2 separate regions of the Mus musculus genome follow, and region 2 is linked to region 1. The links are chromatin loops, found by intact Hi-C in ENCODE. Cell type or tissue: left cerebral cortex. All regions are shown on one strand. Each heading gives the region's core, and the rest is flanking DNA. Links, peaks and the distances in the headings are about the cores only.

Evidence for each region. Hi-C counts contacts between places; a loop is a spot of excess contacts. Peaks named below come from ENCODE experiments on the same cell type or tissue, not always from the same donor. Only the 100,000 strongest peaks of a DNase experiment are listed, where the experiment ranks them.
Region 2: a loop joins it to region 1, with 9 times the contacts of the local background. A loop is called at or near these places in 9 of 42 quality-filtered maps.

What each region holds. Positions count from the first base shown.
Region 1 is chr3:16,813,388-16,825,877 of GRCm38, reverse strand. Gm30223 (predicted gene, 30223) reads right to left here and starts at 8,784. Exons shown (of 4, transcript NR_153388.1): 1 at 8,734-8,784; 2 at 2,223-2,297. It also overlaps the pseudogene Gm26485. In left cerebral cortex, for the core only: a CTCF peak has its summit at 8,909 (motif pointing left); DNase peaks (open chromatin) are centred at 6,161, 8,477, 8,877, 9,572 and 2 more places; H3K4me3 peaks cover 1,011 bases; H3K27ac peaks cover 2,202 bases.
Region 2 is chr3:17,782,804-17,795,293 of GRCm38, reverse strand. Gm30340 (a long non-coding RNA gene) reads left to right here and starts at 9,314. Exons shown (of 7, transcript XR_880680.2): 1 at 9,314-9,372; 2 at 9,884-10,083. It overlaps Mir124-2hg (Mir124-2 host gene (non-protein coding)), which reads right to left and starts at 5,373. Exons shown (of 3, transcript NR_033490.1): 1 at 5,114-5,373; 2 at 281-701. In left cerebral cortex, for the core only: no CTCF peak of the experiment used is centred there; DNase peaks (open chromatin) are centred at 8,306, 9,017, 9,532, 10,001 and 10 more places; H3K4me3 peaks cover 7,021 bases; H3K27ac peaks cover 7,812 bases.

The DNA.
Region 1 (12,490 bases), core at 2,749-10,748:
CGAGGAGGAGATTGTTGGCAAGTATTTATTTATTGATTGATTGATTGATTGATTGATTTTTGTTTTTTTCGAGATAGGGTTTCTCTGTGTAGCCCTGGCTGTCCTGGAACTCACTCTGTAGATCAGGCTGGCCTTGAACTCAGAAATCTGCCTGCCTCTTCCTCCCAAGTGCTGGGATTAAAGGCGTGCACCACCACGCCCAGCTATAGCCAAGTATTTATGTCTCAGCTTTCTGAAGACAGACACAGTAAGAAGTTAAGCTCTGCCACATTATCTTTCCCAGCGAGACCTTCGGTGCTCAAAATATATGCAATACCTAAACTTTATTCCTTCAATTTTCTTTTGTGCTTCACAGCAAACAGGAAAGTAGTTGATACATCTACATCAAGTATTTTTAAACTTATTTTTGGGGCAGAATTTGGTTTAAAGCGTAAGAAATATTTATGGACAAATCAAATACAAAATTGGAAAACACACCCAGGTACTACAGCAAAAAATTGTTATTGTTAAGAGAAGTAAGACCTCAGAATCATGGTGGTAAGCTTCTTCATGATCTGCACCTCCCTAGAACATTTCTTGCAAATCAAAAATAAGAAAACTGGGGCCAGTCAAGATTCCTGCCCTGTTCTTTTACTATGTTTCTAGTCTTGTGCTTTAATTCCCTTTCATTGTTCTGTAATCTGTTTATTTACTGAAGATCATATATAAACTATTACTTTGGAGAATTTTTATGACATATTCAAGAACAGGGAGAATTTTTTTTTAACTGAAAGTGCTAAAATGTCAAATAGTTGCCCTTTTGATGTATCTAGTGTGGAAAATTATTTGGCATGTAGAAAGCTTTCTTGTGGCCTAGATTTCAATATCATTTCTTCCTCTTAGCAAATTCTATGACATTACACTTGTGGTCACCTACTATTTGTGGTTAGCAATAACTTGATTTGGAAACCATCTATATTCCTTTTGGAAAACTATCATGGAGGAAAATGGGATATGTTGGTGGCTTTCATTTAACATCTTTTGAATAACTGTTATTATGTTCATGTGTTCCCAGATTTTTCTCCAAAATTAGCCCATTGAATTAAGCCAGTTGTATTCCATTGTATAAACTTTACAGCTTCCTCAATAGCTTTGCAGAAACTTGAAATTAATTTTCAGGATATACATATTCCCTATCCCTGAGAATTGTTTTATACACAGAGATGCTTTGTGGGTAAAATGATCTCTCTTTCTCCCTAAATGGTGAAAGGGTGACAATGACTTCAGTCTTTGTCTTTTCAAAGACAAAGAATGCTAATGCTGGAAGGCTTATGTTTACCTGACAGAAAAGTAAATAGAATAATACCCTCCAGGATATCAGGAAGTGAGGCAAGCAGAGGGAAGTAGGAACCTAGAAATGAGAAATAGAGCCAGGCAGAGGTGGCACATGCCTTTAATCCCAGCACTTGGGATGCAGAGGCAGGCAGATTTCTGAGTTTGAGGCCAGCCTGGTCTACAGAATGAATTCCAGGACAGCCAGGACTACACAGGGAAACCCTGTCTTTAAAAAGAGAGAGAGAGAGAGAGAGAGAGAGAGAGAGAGAGAGAGAGAAAAGAAAAAAAAATAAGAAATAGGAGTGATACTCTATTTAAAAGACAGGAACTAAATCCAGGAGTAGCATACGCAGAGGGAGAGCTTGAGCATGAAAAATGCAAGAAAAATATTTTGGAAATGAGGGTGTGATTGTGTCTTCAGTGTGAAATGCAGCACTATATCTGTGTCCATCATGGTTTGGCCTGTAAACGCTTTTAACCTTTCTTACTCCTCCAGATCCATCTTGATGCAGCCAAGACTGAGGTCAGGTAAGCCTCCATTCTCATAACTCACACAGCGCTATGACTGAAAAGTCACAGAATTCCACATATTTTCTAAAGAAATATTTCTATATTCTTCCCATCAAAAAAATAGTTGCAAACATTTTAAATTTTCCATCAGAATAATAATCCAGAAATAATTTGATGATAAGATGAGAATGAAGTTATAAGGAGACAAAGAGACGAAGAGATGAAGGGATGAGGTGAAGGGAAATGAAGGTATGAAGTGTTTGAAAAGATGAGAAAATGAAGGGATGATGATATGAAGGGAAAAGGGAATGATGGGTTAATAGAGTGCTTCTGTTCCAGCCAAGACGACCTGAATATGATTTCCTAAACCCGAGCAAATATACAAGAAATTATAATACCTATCAGGTAAATTCCTGGAACTCACTGCTCAGCCAGTCTAGTTTGATTGGTGAGATCCAGATCAGCAAGATACCCTGTTTCAAAGGAAGGAAACAGTGACCACAAAGTTATCCTCTGTCCTCCACGTGCATGTTCATTATGCTGTGAAGTTTTATGTCACCTTGAAAAAAGCTAACATTATTTCTTAAGAGGGAACTTCATATAGGAAAATGTTTCTAGAAATACAAAGTTAGGTGTGTATGAAAAGGAGGGAGATCTGTGGGGAGTTGTGCGAGGGTGTGACTATGACCAAAATATAATACATGAAAATTTCAAAGTAAAGAATATTTGAAAAATATTTTCATGCTTGCTTTGGCAGCACATATACTAAAATTGGAACTATACAGAGAAGATTATCATGGCCCTTTTTTTACTTAACTAGTAAAAAAAATAATTTCAAGACAAAAAAAATAAATAAAAAGTGTACAAAAATAAAACTCCAGAATTAATTTTCCCTCCAGACTTCTCTAAAAGTGGGAATTCACTACTGTTTGTCCTATAGTGTTAAATGAAAGATGGGTGTAGCACAATTTTCCCAAATTACCAACATTAACCATAACATCCATGTGGCTGAACATGGTGAGTGTGCAGCAGTAAACACTTCAGGCATTCACTTCAGTCCTGTGCCTGTGGGAATCAGCTGTGGGAGAGTTTGGATTTGTCGTAGCTATTAAATCACCCCAGAGAAACTACCTGTCACTCTGTCTATTCAAACCTTGAGGAGGTGGTAAATGGTTAATTCTACCTGTACACGTATGATAGCCTAGATAAGTCATTGCCCCATATTTCCCATGCAGTGTACCTTTCAGACCAGGAATTCAAATAAAATCATTTTGAAGAAAGGAAAACTCTTACAGTGTTTTCACAGAAAAGGGAATTAATACATTCTTCTTGAATCAAAATTTAAATTAATTCATTTTAAGTGCTACCAAAATCAAACCACAAAGAAATTCAAGCTATAATTTAATCCAAGAAGAAACCTTCATCTTTTTTTTAATTAACAAAAGAACATTTCAAAAAAAATACTTGTTACTAATTCTATTTTGCTGACATATGCCAATTATATTCAGAGATATTGTTCTGTAAGCCTGTTGGGTCACACACCAACCTAAGAGAACAATGATGCTGGATTAATGATTGCAATGAAAGCTTTCAAGTTCTCATACTCAATTACATGCTGACAAATGTACCTGTAAGTCATACAAATTTATAAAATTGAAATAACTGCATAAAGTACATATATTTTACACACTTGCCACAATCCCTGAGAGATGGAGACTCTCCTCTTTTTTTTTTCACATTTGTAATATTCTTTCCTTATTTTTCAGCGAATTAGTCAGTTGTATACATGTTTAGCCACTTCATCACTTAATACCTGTATTCACTCATCTCCATAAGACATTTCAAACTAATGGAGAACAATATAATCTACCCACTGAATGACCTTCTGTGGAAGCCCAGTTGTTTTATGATTATGGACACATAATTTAACCTGGAGAACTCATATGATGATAGAACAAATGAAGCAAGAGTTATTAAAAAGACTGAAATTAAGCAGAACTATCAATGTTTTCAGGTATTCGTTCATTACTTTCATGACAGAAAAATGCAAGTACACTCTTATAACCACTCAGAAGATAGGAAATTTGAGATACTGGGGTTGGACTGCATGGGAAAATATTGTGTGCATATGGAAGTTAAGTTCCTGGAATTTGCCTGTATTCTGTACTGATAGGTCTATATCTGCTAGCAATTTGGGGATTGTGAGCACACCAAATGGCAAAACTACTAAAGACCTTGCCAGTGTGAATGGTTAGGTATTAGGTCATGATTTACATCATTATAGATTATTTCTTAGATTTACTGAGTGAATGAAATATATTTTCTTTGTGTGTATGTGTGTGTGTGTGTGTGTGAATGGAAAAAATGAAATGAGCAAACTTTAGTTTGCTTAAGTTAGAGATAGTACATGTATATCAACATTAGTCAGAAGAAGCCTTAAGAATTTTATGTAGAAGAGATTCTGGTCATACTCTGGAACTCAGGGTATATTCTAACTTTACTTTGGATTAAAACAAAGCTAAATTATAAGTTTCCCTTAATTTTCCCTTTCTAGTTTTTAGTATTTTCAAATTTTAGTGTTATCAAACTCAGCCACAATTCAGAAAATTATTGCAAAATGAAAGATAGGTGTTTCAAGTAAGAATTGTCCCAATAATATTATATCTCCTGTGTGAAGGGAGACGTCTGAAAGAAATAATTAATCTATTTAGTGGAAATCTGTAGAAATCCAGGGAAGAAATCTCATTTTCTTTTCAAAGCAGCTTTTCAACACAATTTGAGTCTCCTGAGTCCTTCTAGGTTTTCCTTGACACTTTGTGCTTTTAGAGATAGGTCAAGCATCAAGTCCATCTGAGATTTATCTTATGCATCATTTCTCCAACACAGATTTACCCCCAGTGTAGAAGTCAAGTAGAGTATTTAAGCTAGTGGTGGTTATTGTATACTTCATCACATTTGCATGATCTTTTTTCGCATCTTGATTAACAAAAGGATTTTGTAGTCTTTCCTTGGCTTTCCATTATTACCTTGGCTTTCAAGGTTTTAGAAAAATCTCTCAATTGTGCAAGAAAGTCATAGTTCCAGTAGTGTTTCTTCATCTTGGTTTGGTTAAAATGTGAGGTCATGAAGTTTGGCCACTCCTCTGAACCTTGCTTTGCCTTTCTCTCCTTCAATGATATCATGCTGGCATGCATCCGTGAAGTATCATTCATTCTCCCTTGCACTTTATTCTTTACCACTTCCCTCTTCCTCTTACATGCACATATACACACACATCCGCACAGAGAGGAAAATCTATATGTGTCAGACATTCAGCAAGGGAAAGACAAAGGCACTGAGTTAATTACCCATCATTTACTGCTGCTGAGAAGAGCAGATGGCAGCAGACGATATGTAAATGGCAAGGGGCAGTGAATTATTCGATTTTTTTAGATTAATCGTCGATGACAAAGAAAGTGATTACAGGCTGTGACATTTATACAAATGTATAAAGTACATCACACTAAAAAATTGAGCTTAATATTATTATGAGGGTGTCAAGCATATAAACACTATTGTCACAATAGAAAGCAACAAATTTACAATAATCCAAGAATCCAACCTCCCTCTATCTAAAAAGTTTATAGAACCACAGACTCTAGGGCGAAAGATGACTCAAGTCTGAATATCATGGAATAGTTTTGTAAAGTAACCAGATTATACCAAGGCAATCTATGTATGCAGGAGGATGATGCATATTGAGGCATAAAGCAAAACAAGATTTTCTTCTCAACTGATCTAGTGCCTGCCTTAGAGAGTGGGCTGTAAAACAAAACAAAACAAAAAAGGTGCTAGTAAATGAGAAGTAGACATTAAAATAAAACACAATAATTCACAATGAGGTCCATCAAGGGTGTGGATGAAAAAATAATTCAAAAAAGGAAAAAGAAAAAGAAAGATTGCATTCCTATTCCTTAGAAATACTATTGTCATACCAGACGTGTACAGATAACGTCCCTATAATCTTTAAGAACACAGTGAAGAAATTTCTGCCCAAGATTCCTTATTGAACACAGACAAGTGCTCACATGTATGCTTGTGCAAACACACACACACACACACACACACACACACACACACACACAAACCACCACCACCACACCAACTCCATTCCTTTGCAGGAAAGAAGCAAGCAGAGTAGCCTATTATTTCCAGTTGCTTCAATAATTAATTGGTACATGAGAGAATCAGATGCTTTCCTTGGCAGATCAGAGAATTTGCCCCATCATCAAAATGTCCTCTATCACCCTGTTATTAAATCTATATGATGTTGATATTATTATGAAAAGAGAGCCACAGAGCCACATTTGTTCTCTGAAAGCATTCCAGCCACTGCAGTCCCCGAGGCTGCCCTGTGGGATGAGAGCTCATCTCCAAATATTAAAATCAAGAAAAAGGAAAAGCTTGGGGCACATCTATTTATAGACTTCAAAAATACTTTCAAAATATTCAAAGCAAAACATTACCAAAATTGCTGCTGAGTATTCCACAATTGTACACTCTTTGTTGACAATGGACTACCATTGTCAACAAAGGATAGGGCAGGAGAATGGGTCAGGAGCTGGTTGGGGGAGGGGTGCTGTTAGTCAGCAGCCCCTGCAGCAGCAGTGGCAACACTAGATAGAGCATTTATGTCTGGCAGTCCATTTTGAATGAACATGGGTTCAGAAATAAAGTGCAGGCAGAACCAATCTGCCCTGAAGAAAAGCACAGAATAAAATATTGCACAAAGAAATGAGAATTTCCAGGGTGGCTTAAACTGCAAACCAAGCTGGCAGGTGCGCAGAGCAAACCATTAGCATTGTGTGCCCTTTTCGAAAAATATAAGTGTTTTGCTTTTTGTTTAGCCATAAAAGGAATATTTACAGATGCAAATAATTCTGATTTATATCTTGGTATAAATATGATACCGAATATCATTTAAAATATTTTAAATAGCTTTTAAAATAGTTACCTGTAAATACATGTAGCTGGAATTATATATGAGTATACTTGCAACTTAGTTGTTCTCACCTTTAATCAAAATTGAGTTCAGGACAAAACCACATTATTCTTATTCAGCATTTTATATGGTTATGAATGCAATCTTTTCTGAGTAAAAATAATAAGCAAAACATTAGTTATTGCCTGGATTCTATGACAAATAAAATGGGGGCAATTGTTTTAGGAAGATGCTGGGTAGATCAGCACCATGAGTGTCTTTCTCTTTGTACTCTTGGGTTATGACTTAAAGGTACAGTGCTTTGTCTTTAATCTTAATATTAGTGCGTAAAATATAAGCCAAGTAAAGTAATACAACATAAAAAGAGGAGAGTGTTCTGGAAGACTTTTCACTTAGAGATTTCACAAATACATGTGAAAATTAACAACAGAAAAATAGCAGTCTCTTGAAGCTGAAGATGTTTGCAGCTATTGAACCTTAATTAAGAAATTCAAAATCTGTGTTCCCCTCAAAAAATATTTCATTTTAATAAAAGTACCTCAAAAATATTTTAAAAATATTTCTTATTCATGCACATATTTTCTGTTGGATATTCTTTGGGTAGTAACAGACATCTCCCCTCCTCAGTTACTGCAAAAGGCAAAAGGCAAATGGAAATGAAGAAATGGTTGTTCAGATTTCATGAGAATATCCAGGCTGCAACAATTTATACAATGCAATATTTCTGCTTTATCAAAGAACCAATTAATAAAACAACAGGAATGAAAGCAGTACTGTAGGTAACCAAACACAATTTTATTTGCTTCATAACAGATTATAGTAGGGACTTGTGCTTTAATAAACACATATCACTTATTAGTATTTATTAGCAAATTTATGTATAATTATATAGTGAAAAATGTAAAAGATCAAAATTATTATATAAGTAATAAGTATTTGTGTTTTTAACAGGAATTATAAACACAAAAGATATAAATATAGGATTATTATGTATTATTATATTCTAGCTACTAGTGCTTTACCATAACTGTACTTTGTCAATCTCCATTGCATTAAAAAAGACTCATAAAGAAATGCATTTGCAGAAATAGAAGCATTTATAATGAGGCCTTTGTTCAAAATAGTATCTAGAATTTATTTTAAAGGGATTAGTTTAGAATTTTAGGGAAATATAACTTAGGAAATATTGTCAAATAGCAAAATGATTTATTTCAGTAGAATACTAGTAATGTCACTAAATTAGCTCTGCATTAAATGAAACAAGAATTTTTAACTACATGTAAGAAGAGGGTTAAAATTTGAAAGAGCTTTCTGCTTACAGAAGGTCATAAACATTTCAAAGCCCACAAAAGAAATCCAATAAAATAAAGCATTTCTTAAAATTGAAAGACAAAGATCTCGCTAGATTCTAGAGATAATTTATGGGTTTTGTTTATTTCTTGTTTTACTACAATAGATATATTGTAAGCCTCTGCAATCTGAAATAGAATTACAAACCTGGCCTAGCACAAAGAAGTATACAATTCATTTTAGCTTATTCTAGTGCTTCTGTGCCCCACCTTTTAAAACACTATCATTTCTCTTTGTAAAATATCTTAGAAACGGTTTTGCATTGTGCATGCATACAAACATATATTCTGCATATTAAATATTTAGCTTCATTTTATATACATAATACATTTGTTTATAACAACAATCAGCTATTCTCCAATGGCAGAGATAGAAAGCCTCTGCAAGAGAATACATACAATCGCTCCCTCTCTTTTTAAAAAATATATCCAATTGGGGTAATATTAATAGTACTTTAAAGCACAGATTATCTCCAATTTGCCTACTTTCTTATTTATAGATGCTAAAATACATTTTGTCTTTTAAAAAGAACATCAATTCTAAGACATAAAATTCTGTCTTGTAAGAATGGATCTTACATTTCATCTTAGGATGCTTCTTCCCCGTTCAACTCCACTGACTCCATTTTTATCAGTTCTATTTTTAAGTGTAATACAGAATTTACTATAGCAACCTAAATCCAAATCTTTTTTTTTTTTTTAATGCCCCTTCTTCGTCTAAATCAAGCACATACAGCCCTCTGTTGGAAGGACTTCAGATTGCATTGTATTGCCTTTATTTCAGCAAAGAGCATGCTTGGAATGCTATTGGGATTTTGTTTTGTTTTGTTTTTTAATTTTTATGCTAACAATTTATATAACAAGAAGGAATAGAATACCAGGTTATGTTCACCTTCACAAAACTGCAGAAAACACTTTGTGCCAAAATAATAAATTAAATAAGCACATGTTACATTTGTCCTAGTGATTCTAATCTGTGCATTAATTGAAGGAATGATGATAAACTGGCAATTTTATTCCTCTACATTCTTCAGTCAGTAAAACACTAGGGTACTGTTTAGACAGAAGAGAATTAATACAGGCTTCCATGCATTTAGCTTGTAAGAGAGATCCAGAGATGTGAAATATACTCATTTGACAAGTAATCATTTAAATGGGTCCTACTAGCTTTTAAAGTGTTAAAATATTTATATATTTATGTGCAACCACAATATTTTCCTTCATTTATAAAAGACGTAACCCAAAGAGATTTCTCAACTTTTGAGGGTTATTCTAAAAAAAAAATAGGTTCTTTTAGCACATTTTTAATATCAAGTTGAGCAGAAAGTCTGCTGGCATACGAAGGTGCCACCTTTCTTGGATGACTGTGTCTTCCCATATGCTGCAAACATCACCCCGGTCTCCTGCAGGTTTCTTCTATGCATCCTGTCTCCTACTGGTTTTTTAACAGTAGCAGGTTTCCTATCACTTCCCCCTATCCATATGTCTGTCCAGTTTAAACATCAGCCTCATCCTCTTGGATAACTGTCTCCACCAACCTAACCCACCTCACATTTGTAAACACCATGCACTGAATCTCATCTTTGAAAAGTCATTGTTGCTGTGCATGAAAATAATAAGTGCTCCGTGGCATCTTAATTCACCTTGATTTACTAGAGATTTAATGCATTTTCTTCTTGAGAGCATCCTTTTTGTCAGTGCATGTGGTAGACTGTCAAATATGAACACTTACTGATACAATTTTCAATCATGTAAAATGTACATCCAAGTCATACCTTTTAGTAAATATTAGTAGCTCATCTACCATGGGGAAAAGATGGGGGAAAATGTGTGTGCACACCACTTTGGCATCTTGCAAAATAGAGATAAAAAGTCAAACTAATTTACTTAAGGTGGGCGTGGTCTTTTATAGCTCCAGGCAAAGGGCATTAGGTCTATTTTTAAAAAGACTCAATTATTCCACATTATATAAGAAGATATTAGAAAGTGGGTCTTGGAAACCTTCTTTACATGAAAGAAAATGCTGATCTTCTTACCCCTAAGCCAAACCAGCTTTGCATTCATACTTATTTCAGTACATCTAGTGTGTAGAAGTGCAGATGAACACTTCCAGAATATATATTACTGTATTTTTAGGGAATGAAAAAAACTTAGACCAGAGGAACAAAACAAGCAGCCATGAAACAGTAACTTCTGGTAATTCAAAGTGGAAAGGAAATGCTCATTTAAGGGAGAACCGCTCACCTTCACATTCACCTTCTTTTCTCTTCTTTTTATTATCTACATTTATTGTTTATACACTTCACCTTTTAATATTTTTTCACTTCCTTGAGAATCTGGAGAAACTCTATGTTTTCTTGCTTTAGGCATTTATTTTTCTGAAAAAGTATTGGGGAAAGGCAGTCCTAGAGAATAACAGAAAGAAAGATTTAGCATTGATAACTGTAGGCAAAGCCAACCCAATCTCTTTCTGACAATGAAACTGAGGTGAAGGTCAAAAGCAAACAGTATTTTCACACACCAAACAATCATCCAAAAGTGAATACATAGTGTTAGACAAGGAATTTGGAAGGAAGGCCAATTTGTCAAAACAATAATTCATTCATATAATCCTCAAAAATTATTCAGAAGCTGTAAGACAGGGAATCAGGCTCTATAGAGAATGCAGCAATTCTTGCCAAGAAGGAAAAATCAGATGAGGTTAAACTAAAGTGATTACAACATGTATGCAAATATTCTGCAAATGCATTTAACCACTCACTGTTTCCTGTGTTGTTCACTCTTTCATTTTTCAGGTCATAACTAACTGAAGAAAACCAAACAAACAAACAAACAAACAAAAAAACCAAAACCAAAAAAAAAAAAAAACCAAAAAACTCTTTTTGGGCATCTTGAGGTGGTCTAAAATAAACTTAGTGTTTCAAAGAGTTGCCCAAGGGAATTCACTCTTATAGTGCAGATATTTGACTTGTTTTTTGCCACATGTCCTCAAATCCCTGAGTTCAGAACACAAAATCTCACAGGTAAGATGGACCTACCTTAGCTTAATTGGTTTTGAAAATGGCATGTCCCTGGCCACTACTCATCTCATACTAGTGACTGCAGCTGCAAGTTGACCAAATGATTTAGGTCTCACATCTGAACTGATGCATCTGTTTGTATGTTAGTCCTCTAGAATAGAACTCCCATCCTGGGTATCATGTGAATTAAGCATCCTTGGATTACTTTATCCTAAGAATTCAATAGGGATAGCTTTTCTGTCCTTTGTATCATAGTACCTTAATGTCCCCTCATGAAAGGATTAAGGAAATCATGAAAGAACGGGTCACATATGAAGTAGATTCTATGTAATAAGGTATTGCATAGTAAGAACAATTTTCTTCTTTCACCTGCAGATTTTGATTATCAAGAACTAAAATGAGTCACTTGTAATTTTAGTAGGTCATTGCCAGGTATATGGTGCTAGTATACTCATTAAAGTGTTTTGGAAAAACAACACAACTGGCCCCATTATCAGAGCATTGATATTAATTTCTACATGTCTAAGGACCATAAGGTCCAGGTAAGCTCTATGACTGGCACTATTTCCACGGGATTCTGAAAATACTCACTCTAATGGAAAAATAAAATTACTTACAAATATGCCAGCATCTTCTAAAGTCAATATTAAAGCAGGAAGAGTTGCCTTAGACCTATGTCTTACAGCAAAATGTTCTATAAAATTGCTTAAGAAAATAGTCAAAACTAGCAGCAAGATGTAGAATGCTGTTAGCTTTCAACAGGCCAAATTTCAGAAAATGAGACAATGTGATAAATTTTATAATAATAGATAAAATGAGATAAGAGCCCATATTGAATTTTTTCCAAAATTCTAACCTTAGAAACCCCCTTATTTAAAATGAACAATTGGAATTAATCTACCTCAAAAATCTAGCCATACAACTCTTGGATATATACCCGAAGCATGCTTCATCCTATGATACAGATACTTGCTTAACTATATTCATTCCTGATATCTTCGTAATAGCCAGCAATTAAAAGCAACCTAAATGTCCCTCAACTATTCTGTGGATTTACACACATTTACATTTACACACATACTCACCCGTTAACTAAACAAAGACACCATAACATTTGTAGTCAAGATAGAAAGAACTAGAAAAAAAAATTGTCCAGAGTGAGATAACCCAGACCCAGAAAGACAAATCTGATTAGTGCCTTATTCGGCCATCATCAGAGAAGCATCCTTTTTCAGCATTTATACACTAATATAGAGAGCTCTAGCCAGACATTATATAGAGATTGAGAAACCTTGGAACACTGAGCATGAAATGGG
Region 2 (12,490 bases), core at 2,236-10,235, 970 kb before region 1:
GGTTCGCCCTGAATGCCGTCCTAAGACATTTGTAAGGAAAGGCAAGTCTTTAAGGACCACACCATGAGTGTTCTGCTGCAGAAACCTTTGTCACTCATCCCCTGTTGCCAGAGATCTAGCAGAAAAAGCGAATATAATCATGCATGTTTGTATGTCCGACAAACACACGTATACGCCTTTGATAGCCCGATTTTGGTTGGGAAATTTTGGGAAAAGATCAGAATCCCAGGCCGGCTGGGTCCTCCTTCTTTGTATTGCGGAAAAATTAACTCAACAGCACCTGCCGAGTCCCGGGAGAGCTGGGGCCCATCTGGTCTGGCTATGATTTTACTGCGAAGAGAAAAGGCTGCTTGCTCGGGCTTCCTCCGGCTCTGGAGAGCAGAGATCGGGTCTGAGCCCGCTCTGGGCGTAGATTTAAGGGCAGCGCAGCAGATGCGCTCTCTCTGACTGCGGCGGGAGTCAGGAGGAGATCCGAGTCTGGGCTCGGCGGAGGGAGGGCAAGATGGAAAGAAGAAGAATGAGGGGAGTTGACCTCTACGGGCGGAGCCCTCTGGACGGCAGGCCGGAGGCGGCAAGCAGCGGCTCTTTTCACAGCATCCCTTGCGGCTGGGTGGGCCAGGGGGATGGACGGACTGCGCTCGCCTGAAGAAAGCCAAAGGGCTCAAAAGCAGGTTTTGTGCGGAGACCCCAGAGCGCTCCCCCTGAAAAACAGAATCAAAGCGCAGAATTAGAGCAGGAGGGAGGAGGGGGAGACTGGAGAGGAGGGACAGGAGGAGGGAGGAATCACTCTAGGGAGCCAAGGTGACCGGCCGTCCGGACCTATAGAATCGAGCTCGGGGAGCCCCTGCAATGTGCGGGGCGACAGGGGAGTTCCCAACTCAATCCCGGCTTCGGAAGGTGAGAAGATGCAGTCAGGACGAGAGAAATGTTTTCCTGAGATGGAGTCTTGAAAGCGAGTCCTCAGATTGTCCTCTGTGCAGTCTCAGCGATTTGCGCATCCCGCGCGCCCTTACCCATCTAACCCCTCCCTCAGACCACACGCCAGAACCGCATTCTCCAATCTCCACCCCTTCTTGGTTTAGAATCCTGCAAACTGCAAGACTGAAGAGTTCTCGCATGAAAATCGAAATGATCGATGAAATAAAGAATTTCATATAGGCATAGCCCTAGAAATCCAAAGGCGAAAGAGCTGCTAGCTCTGCTCAAACCTGCAGAGGACCAAAGCGTTTTCAGGGGCTGCTCCGCGTGTTCTCGGAGGAAAGAGGAGGCTGAGTGGTTTCCGCGATATAAGGTGCTTTAGGATGGGCGGTGGGGGCAGGGAGGGGGTGGATCGTAGCGGTCCGGTCTTTCCCCCTCGCTTGCTGATCCAGAATTAGGGATTAATGGCTCGCTCCAGCCAAACAAATAAGGCATCTGCCTTCAGCACAAGAGGATTACACGGGCTGCTGACGTCACCAGTCAGACAGATGTTGGCTCCCAAAGTCCTGAACAGCTCGCTGTGTCCTTGAAACCAAAGAGCTGCAGAAGGCGCGCAGCCCCCAAGAGCTGCGCCTGGGCAAAGCAAAGGGCACCCTCCTTGCCCTTGCTTACACTCTCCTGCACGCACCACACTGGCCCCAATACAACTACCTAAGACAGAGCTCCTCAGTCTCTCTTGCCTTCTGCACAGCCCCCAGTCAAGGTCCAGGCTGGCTCAACACAAGTCAAAGTCACCACACTTGGCTTCTGTCTCCTAAAATAGAGACAGTACTACTTTCTCAATCCTCATCTAAAATCTGGCACGCACAGCCAACACCTCACCATGGACAGAGCTAAGCTCCAGATGAGCGACCACCTCTTCATTTTATGGTTAAGGCATATCTGCATCTTTCGTCCCCACCATTGTCCTTTCCCCAGGCCAAGGTCTAAATTTTTTATGCTTATTCTTATGAATGAAGACAGGCTGGAGCACCTTCCTAAACAATGACTCCCAAACTGTCTCTGCTTTCTACCAGAGCCCTGGGCCACCATTACAAGAACCACAAGAGCCCATTATGAAATGATCAGAATACCACCAAATTCCATTTAATATCCTTCTCAAATGCTTTTTAAATATTTAAATTTTTAAAATGCGGGTGTCAAAAACATATCTATCATCTATGCTAAGAAACAAGGACATTCAAAGAATTGCAGTTTCATTCTCTGGACAAGCACGATGGCTAAAGATCCGGAATTCATTGCCTTACAAATCTCAACGTCACTTGAATTTTATTTCAAATTTAAATGTAAATTGTTTTTTTTTAATTTTTCTAACCTGTGTGTTGTTAATGATTTATACGATCTTCCAGGCCTTTACAGGTCACAAAGAAGACTGGTTACAAAATAAGTCAGAAGTCACAGGGTTGAAAGTGAAAATTTAAGGGAGCAGTTATATAATCCACAAGAGAAATAATTGTGATGAATTTCACTTCTGAAAAGGTTAAGGTAATGAAACTCATGCAAAAAGCAATATAGTTATTTGACACAGAGCCACAGTGAACCAAACCTGTGCCCTAACCTGGATCAATATGTATGTGAAAGTCTGTTGTTTTCCTGGGGGTTAGGGTGAGTGTCCGTCTAACCAGTCACTGCACAGTTAGTTATGCACTATAGTGTCTGTCCAGAAATAAATGGGGGTATGGGAGTCATATCTCTATTCATATTATCCCTGTCTATCAAAGTGGCATTTAATTTTTCCAATTCTATGCATTTAGAAACCTAGTCACTGATAAAAATCTATTTAATTTGCTCTAGTGTCATTCAGCTAATCCCAGACAAAATATAAAATTTCTCTTTCTTTATTCAGCTGTATGTCCTATAACAAACATCCCATACCAAAATGAATGTATTTAAAACTGTAATTTACTAGTGACATAAGGTAGAAATGACCTTTAGTTTGATTTTTAAAAAGTCACATCCATGAGAAAGGACAGATGTTGAAGATATGAATTATCATTTCCTTAAAACGTGGTAGAATGCATACAGTATCCCTTAAATTCAAATTTTAGTTTTAAATTCAAGATTTATTCCAAATTGTTATAAAATAAAATTTTCGTTGCCTCCAACAGATGCTATGAAGGTAAAATTTCACACACAATTTTGCTGGAGTCGGTTTGCTTAATAACTAGTTCGCTGTCCATGGTTTTGATCCATATGAAGGAACAAGCTCCAGTGCTTTGGAAAATTTTAAGTCAATGTGTTTCTTCATTAATTTGACTTCTTAACTTTTTAAGATTATATAAAAGGAGGAGAATAGTATGTGAGCCCCATTTCTTCTTCATTCAGCTGTTTTCATTTTTTTTCTGTATTTCTCACCAAATGAAGTACCAGAATCAAATGGGGAGAGGGCTACATTTCATTATTTCTGAACTGACAAACGATCGCTCAATGCACCTATACAAAGATCTTTAATAAATAGGATATAAAATTTTCATCTGCCCACTTTGTCTCACCCTCTCCCCTCTGGCTAAGAAAAGTAACACAGAGCTCTTTAGTCTTGTAGAGTCATCTTTGTTTACTTTTGAATATGGCTTAGCTAGACCAAGAAAATTTATAAAATTGATACTCCAAGGAAAAAGAGAGAAAGAACGGAACAATACTCCTCTGGGAGATCGTCCTGTCTCTATTGTATCTTCATACAGCTGTGGGCAGTGTAGATAGCTATCTCACATCTACAATGAGCCAATTCTGAAGAATCCCCCTACTAACCCCAGCACTTTCTATGGCAGTGAGGACAGCATGATGATGAAGTGACTAAGGCTTCTTACTCAGTAGTTCTTTGCCCCAATACCAATAGCATTTCATCTTAGGTTTAAAAAAATCTAAAGACTGACACAGTAGAGTAAAAATAATCTTGTCCTGTGATTCTCCCAGGGATGACTGGAGAAAGGAAAAAACACAATACACTACCCCACCCCCAAATGATTGGTGGTTTTTTGTTTTGTTTTGTTTTGTTTTCATTTTCTGCAGGTTATCAGAGGAGAGGTATTATTTTCATGTATGTGTATAACCACACACTTATGATCTAATGCCCTCTAGAACTACAAATCTTTAAAGGGCACCGACCAGTACAAATTGTTTCTATTCAAATATCTGGACAGCAGGGAAACAGACCCTTGGTTTCAAAGCAAGGTCCATACCCACCGGGCCAAGGGGCCCAGCCATAGCCGCTTCCGCTTTTGCTTTTCTGGGTATAAGAGGGCTGATTCTTGCTCCTGCCCCTCAAAGTATTGAAAACTTGGGAAATCCTTGTACCGGAAGAAAATGGCCTAAACACAATAGGACTCGCCATTTTCTACTTGCGAAGCACAAAGCGCTTGGCGCTGCCTGCTACACAAAGGAAGCATGGGCCGCAGAATTCTTGCATATTTTCAAGAGGCTAGAAAATATCTTCCGCGAATGGCAATTTATATTGTTTGGTCACACACACACACACACACACACACACACACACACACACACACACACACACACACACACAGAGGCATCCTCACTTAGCCCTGATGTCTAGAAGATCCCAGCTTTAAGGTTTAAGTTAAAAACAAAACAAAACAAAACAAAAACGCAGGAAAGGCTCGGTTCCAGAAGCAGCGCTCAGGGCCGTGTTAATCCTCCCAAGACAACGGGTGTTAGCGGTGGGCAGCAGAGGGCTCTAAACTAGGTGTGTTGTTGTGGGGATGGAGGCCCATCATCTCCCAGTCTAAGATCTCTCCTTTTGACTCCATCCTGTCCCCAGAGCTCGTCCGGTAGCTCCGTAGTCCTACCCTTTGAGCGACAGGAACCAATCTTTCAGCGAGGATGTTAAGCTGGCAGCAACTCTTAAGGATGCTCAAAGCGCGGGAAACCCTGATCTGTGCGCCTCCCCTGCCCCCAGCCCACTGCTACAATCCACAGCATAATAACAGGACTCTATTACTAGCCTAGGTAAAATGCTGCAGCTTAGGTACAGAAAAACAAAACAAAACAAAAACAATGCAGGAAGCCCCTACAAATAAAAACATACAGACACAGGCAGCAACTCTGCTCACAATAGGAACACTCAGTTCACCGCGCGAAGCAGAGCTTAAAAACCCAGGAAAAGACAGACAGTACTTACAGCAGGTGAGTCCTTGAATAATCCATGGTCAGGTCCTTCGGTTTGTTAGTCTGTGCTTTAAAAAAAAAAAAGTATATACATCTCTGTGTATTTGATTTTTACATAGCTTCCATCGTTGTGAAGGAAAGAAAAAAATCTTGAAGACTTGAGAGCATGGGGGAGGGGGCGGAGATTTTCATTGTCTACGCTCTGCACACGCAGCCCAAGATATTGCTCTGTGGAGCTCCTTCCACTTTCTGCTTGAAATTCAGAAGCTTTCTACTCAGCAAAGAAGGAGTTTGGCACACACCCCCTGCCCCTGTATTTCTCCTCTCCTCTCCTCTCCTCTCCTCTCCTCTCCTCTCCTCTCCTCTCCTCTCCTCTCCTCTCCTCTCCTCTCCTCTCCTCTCCTCTCCTCTCCTCTCTCTGTCACTCACCCTCTTGCTCTTCTAAAGCTAGTGTTCTCTCTCTCTCTCTCTCTCTCTCTCTCTCTCTCTCTCTCTCACTTTTTTTTCAAAAGAGGGCAGGTCGCTTCCTGCATCCCAATGAGTTAAATCAGGCACTTCTTCTCATGCATCAGCAGCCTCTTTAACAATCCGAGAGCTGCAGGCACAAAAGAGCATTTAGCTGCCTCCAATTTGTGTAGAAGGCCTGCCCTTAATTTGTTTGAGGAGTATAATTAAATCATGAATTTCACGAAATATAAAAATACAAAATTCCTAACCTCAGCTAGTGAACCGCTAATGGTAACCTTTAAAAACAAATCTCTCCTCATGTCCCTGTTCTTAGCCAGACCGAGAACATCTCAGATACGCAAGAAGACAAGAGTTCGGACTCAAACCTAGCATGCCTTCTCCATTTACACGTCAAGGTCACACTGATAACATCCCTCAGTGCTCTAAATGAGAGCCTTTCTATTTCTTTCCTTTTAAAAAACAATAATATTCTGAATTTTTAAAATTGCCTCAGGAAGAAATTAAGTCATTTGGGAAAATCTGCTGGACTAAATAAAAACGTAAGTATGTTCTTAATATGAAATAGGATCAGAATTTGCTATACAGACACTAGGTTGAGGAGTTCTACAAATAGGCCTTGCTCGGGAGAATGTTTTCAACTTTTCCAGGCAGGACTCTGTGGTCAGTGAAGTCTGAGTTCCATGGGTTTTGATCATGTTTCTTCCAGCCACAGAGTGGGCCTTATGGGACATCAGAGCCAGAGCCTATCAAGCTTGCTGAGTCCCAGAGGGCTTCTGATAAGGAAAATGCTGCTTGTTGTTGGGAGCAGGGGTTTGGCTCCCACTCCTTTAAGTAGGTTGGGGCGCAAAAAGCAACTCTGCATTCCTGCAGTTTCTCTTTCAGAAAGAATCCAGACCAAGCCATTGCTCTACCTCAATGAAGGTGGTGGGGTGGCAAGGCCACCTTCCTCTCTCACTCACCTGCCACCCCCCCCTCCCCCAAGGCCACTGCTAGGAAGATACTTAGGAGTGTTTTTCTCCTTCCTAGTGCTCCCATCTTCTGGGAAATTGTAGAATCCCTTACCACAAAAAACTTTGAATTGTCAGTAATTTGCTGCTAAGTCTACTGTCAGCTCCTACCCCCATTTCTCATTCTAACTCTAGTCAAGAACCCCCCACACTGGAACACTGGAGAGGTGCAACTTCAGTACTACCCAATGGGAACAAAACATGTCACCACTTCCTGACTGTAAATGTTCACTCTGATACTCTAAGTCACCCTGGGCGTTTGAATTAGGCCATGTTTCACCCTGAGCACAGAGCTAAGTGAACTGGGCTATAACTGAGCTGTACCTCTGTCTGCTTGAAATATCCAACAAGCGTTCCTACGAAGATACTTGGAAACGTAAAACAAAATATGAAATAAAACATTCTAAAGAAAAGATACGTTCTTGTGTGTTTGTAAAACATGTTTGTAAAGTGCTGAGTGGGGGCTGGAATTACTTGACAAAATATCATTTCTGTGCCTGGAGTCCAGACAGAAAGCAGGTCTAAAGGTCGGTGTTTTTTATCGGGGCAGAGGACTTTGACTTGGGGAGGCACTAGGTACATCATTTTCCTTCCCTGTATCTTTTCACTGATCATGTTCATTCTATCCGTTTTCAGTTTATTGACCTGGGATGTGTGATTGCTAAAGATCCTCAAGGACTTGCCTGGCCCGTGGAGGGGCCAGGTCAGAGTGTTCAGTGCATCCCGCCCACTACGGGGAAGTTGCAGTGCTTAGCTTTGGTTAGCTAGCAGAGATGGCTCAGTGGGGTGGCGACTTCAGACCACCCAGTACAGGTACTTGACCCAGCCTCTTCTTCTCCAGTTCTGGCAATACTAGCTTTGCCCCGGAGCTCTAGGAAGGCCTTAGGACTGTATGAAAGCTGACCTCACGTTTCCTAGGTATGGGCCTCTCCTGCATACTTCGCTATCCTAAGAAACACCTGCCAAGGAAAACTCAAGAATCTGAGGCTACTGCCGGAACATTTGCTCCCGGATTTCACTCCCCGTCTACCCAAGAAAGATGGACAGACAGATACAGCCATGGCCTCCAGGCAGCTCAGGGGATGGAAAACACAGAGTTGGATCCTGCAAAGTCCTTCCAAAGGAGCCTTTATATTTAGACACCTTTAACTCTTGATCCGGATCTCCTACCTACTTCGGTTGAGCAACCAAAGCCAGTGATTGCTTTCTAACCCGGGATAAGAGGGTTTCTCTGCAATGCGAACCTCTTACTGCCCTGCACACCTCATAGCTAGAGCTAGCTTATGAAAACGAAACCCAACTCATTGCCAGAAGTTGTTGCTAATTAGTGGATAATAAACTTCTGTAGCCAGGGCACAAAAGTCTTTTTAAAGTGCAAAGGTGTTCTTTGTATCGCATCAGAAAAGAGATTAGCATATCAATTGGACTGAAGGGACGGGACAATGAGCCCTACTCCCTCTGCGCTGGCCTGAGTTCGTAGCCTTCCTTTCCCTCTGTTTTCTTTCCTTCACCCTTCCTCCTCCTCCTCCTCCTCCTCCTCCTCCTCTTCCTTCTCCTCCTCCTCGCTCCCACTTTCTTTTGCTGCTCCCAGCTAGATCGAGGCACTCTTGGGGTACATTAAGCGGCTGGCAGCGACCCAGACTTTAGTGTCAGGCCTCGGGGCCGCACAGCTACTCGGCTTTAGCAATGCTCAGGGAAAATGTGTAAACGCGAGGGTGCGCGGAGTAAGAGCGGTCACAGGCATCGTGCGCACCTACCAGGCCTGGGGGGGATGGGGTGGGGACCGTCTCTCACGGTTCTATAGGACACCCCTCCTGGCAGTCATTGGCCTGGCCTCCGCCCAGAGCGCTAGGCCTACCCAGGGCGCTGAAAGCTCCCAGACGACCGTCCACAGTGTGGGCCACCGGCCGCTGCTAACTGCCCAAACCCCTGAGGCCTCCGCGCCCAGCCTCACCAGCTGTCCCGCCACGTTTGCACGTGCAGGGAGGCGGGGAGCGTTTGGGAGAAGCCGAAGACCCCACGCGGGAGGCGCCCACGTTCTCGTAGACCCTGGGTCCGAGCCCAGGTGCTTGCCCGTGGCCCGGCCGGGGCCGCGGACACCAGGCGTCCGGAGAGGCGGTGGCCGCAGCAGGCCTGGTTCGGTCTCCGCAATACCTCACTTAGCCCAGATGCCCACAGCCGGTCCCCTGTCCCACGACAGAAAGTCAACAGCTGCGAAAGAGCACGGCAGAAGGAAGTCTCAGGAGGAGCCGTCCCGGCCTCGGGGCGTCGGCCCTCAGTCCCCGACTCCCCCAGGACCCTGAGTCTGACGCTGCCCCGCAGCGCGCCCAGCCAGGGCTTGTGGGGCCCGAGGGACTAGGGGAGCGGAGGAGTTGACAACAGGGCTGGGCACCGAGCCGCCCAGGCAGAGCCAAAGAAACCTGGCAGCCACTCGCCGGTGCCTTCCGCTGCTGTAGGCGACCCGCCACTTCGTGGTGGCCGACCAGGGCCCGAAGCCTGGCCTGGGCCTCGGCCGCAGAGCTCCCGCCGGGCAACCGCGCCAAGGAAACGCTTTTTTCTCCCTTCCCCTCCCCCTTCTCCCCAGAGGCAGCTTCCGTTCTCTAAAAGCATTAAGAAGAAGAAGGGGGAGGAATCTCTGGGGCTCCTAACCCCCACCGCCGACCCACATCGGTCTAGGCTCCGTTAGATGCTGGTGTTCTGCAAACAATCGCCAAACTCACACAAGTTTCCCCCCACCCCCGAAAACCATCCACTTTAACTGAGGTGAGGGAAAATGCGGAGAGAAAAAAAAGTGAAGGTTGGTGTTTCCCTAAATGCAAAACATCAGAGAGGGTTTGAAAAGAGCTTTGCGTTCCTTGCGAAACCTCCATTGTTACTTGGCAAACAATGGGAGCCTGGGCGACTGCAGGGCTGTGAGAATGAATAGGCGATCCACGGGATGTGTGCGGGTCAGTGCTTGCGGTCCTGGGCCTAAAGCCCCTTTCTCAGCTTGCCACAATAAACCCGAGCAAGGTTCAGTCTTTACTGGGTCACCGGCCATCCTCTATTATTCAACACTTCACAACAAAAAACACTTATTAATCAGCGCTGACCAGAGGCCCCCTTTGAAACAAGAGAGGAGACAGAGAGGGAGAGTGGGAGAGGTGAAGAGAAGATTGAGAGCCCTGGGACAGATCTTTCTCAAACCAGAGCAACCATAGGGTTCTTTCCTCCGGTGGCCAAAGTTTATTTGACACAACAAAGTTTTTAATCAGGCCAGAGAGACTTGCATTTCTCATTTGCCTATTTCCTTGTCTTTTCTTCCGAAGACTTTGCAAGGAAGGATGGCTTTAGGTCAAATTGCTAAGGTCTGATCTTAAAGATCTAATTGCTATCGGAAAAGAAGGCTGTTTCCCAGCTGGGCCTCCACTCGAGATGGTGCACGGAAGACTGTCCACTCTGCTGAGGGCACCCTGCTGATGGATGAGGTGTCAGGCCAGTTCGTCATGTGAGCACTGGCTTCCAAATGGTATGAGCAATCGTCAAATGTGCTTATTGCTGATACTGAACGCAGTCTGTAGATTTTATACTTCATGATGTTTCATGATCCATATAGAAGACTGAACTTGCTTGGTACAGTAAAGAGAACTGTTCTTGAAGTGAAAGAAAGCGATAAATAGTTTTAGGGATAGAAATGGTTCTAAATGGTCAATACTACCAGAGCTTTCTTTACTCAGAGTTTTTTTTTTTTAAATAGATCTTATTTTATGCTTGTAACTTGGTTGTTTGTCTGTCACTTATTCTGCTACATCAGCTTTATGTATTAATATAATCGACTCAGAACTCACCTAGACAGTTTTTTGATGGCAAAATTTCCCCACTTTCTGACTGGAAATTGTAAGCCAGTAATTCTTTTTTTTCTCCTTCATTCCTTCTTTCCCTTTCTTATTAACTGTTTCACATTTCTCAGGTTGTAATTTAGTCAAATGAGCAAAGCTCTTTTGTAAAGGCTGGTGTTTACAAGTGAATAGAGGCGAGAGATATTGAATCTTGGTTGTTAACCGACATTAACCAATTATTTACTAAAGAAATAGAGATGAATATGAAAGTATTCTTTTAAGTTTAAATTTTCATTCATGTGTACTTTTGGAATATTGAACACCCATTTCACTTGTTATGATTCAAGAAAGGTTTTAAATCCAGAAAATATTTGTATGAGGGATTGTAAACTGACCAAATTAAGCTGTAGAATGAGATGTCTTAGTAATGAAAGCAAGCATGCAAAATTACTTGGTAGTAAAGCAAATTGGAATTTGCCAGATTTTATATATAGAAATGTTAAAATAGTTTGTGTGGTTTGGTCTCAAGAAGTGCATTTTACTTAGATGCCTACAAGTCAAGATTGCATCTCTTATGTACGAAATATTGTGTGATTCAGATTTTGCAGAGCTCGACAGTTCTTGCAATGGAGTAATCAACTGTTATCTGAATTATTTAAAGGCTGGTATTAAATAAAGGCCTTGGAGTTGAATGCTGACAAGCTCTCACATGTAGTAGGCAGGAGGAAGTTCAGTGGTCTTTCCTCTCGGTAGGTAGATATACTTTCAAGATTATTTTTTCCAAATGTGGAGAATGGTTTGTAAAATTTATGCACAGATAAGAACAATGAATAATTCTTTTAGAAATTTTTCTCAAAATGAGCAAATAGGATTATTCAGAGAAGCAGTAGGCAACTGTTCAATACACAGTAATGTGCCACCTGAAATATAATCAAGACTGTTTCACACACACACACACACACACACACACACACACACACACACACTCACACACACACACACACACACAGAGGAAATCTAGTCTGATTCAGAAAAATAATATTTTGGATGTAGAATACAATCATTATAAACACTAGTATGTAGGACATGGCTTTTTTGGTTATATTTTTAACTTTTGGCAATTGGTTTGACATCCTAATTTTCGCAGAGCAATGTGTTTTGCATTTGTGTAGATATTTCTATTTGTAGACAGGAGGTACTAAATGCAGCTGATCTTTCACATATTTTCTTGTGAGTTTCATTGAATAAGCAAATAAAGAAAGTTTTAATCTGAGCATATAAAGCATTGCATGTGTATGTGTATCATTACATAGTATACCATTTTAACACATACTTACAGATTTTAATACCTTCCCATTCTTTCCTTCATTCTTCCTCTTTCATCTTCATAAAAAAAACAGAGAAATTAAGTAAATGGTATTGTAATGACAGTCTGTTAAATATACCAGTGAATTTGTATGGAAATTAGATTATCTTCTACATTTGTCAAAGTACAAAGATATAATACATATATAGATTCAGCAAATGTTTAAAACAGAAAAAATGTTATTTGTTAATATTCACCACGAAGGCAATATTTATTAAATTTGGTGTATCTTTATGATATCATTAATATTATTTCCAGGAACATTAATTCTGGGCTAGTACATACACATAGTTTAGTCTTTAAAATAAAATATATCTGGTTGAACTCTAAAAGAGATGTGAGAAAGCAAGGTAAAAATTACTTTGTGAGTATCTAAGTCATCTACTTACCATGAAATATATATCTGTCTTTTAAAAAGCCATATGGATTGTTTTCTTTTTGTACCAATGATATTTAAATGTATTTCAACTACAAAGGTAAACAAATGTCTTCATAGAGTTGAATATTTTTAAACCTGTAAAAAAATGGCAAGATGGCATGAGATGGCCTTTTAAAAAGTCATATTCAGTCTGGTCAGTTTATTTGGAATTATATTTCAGGTTTTCTTTGATTTTCCTTCAAGGCAGTTGTATATAATCCATTTTTTTCTTATTTTCATCTTGAACCTACTTTGTCACATTCAATTTAAATTTATATCAACATGATCTGACAAACTAGAACCAATAGGTTAT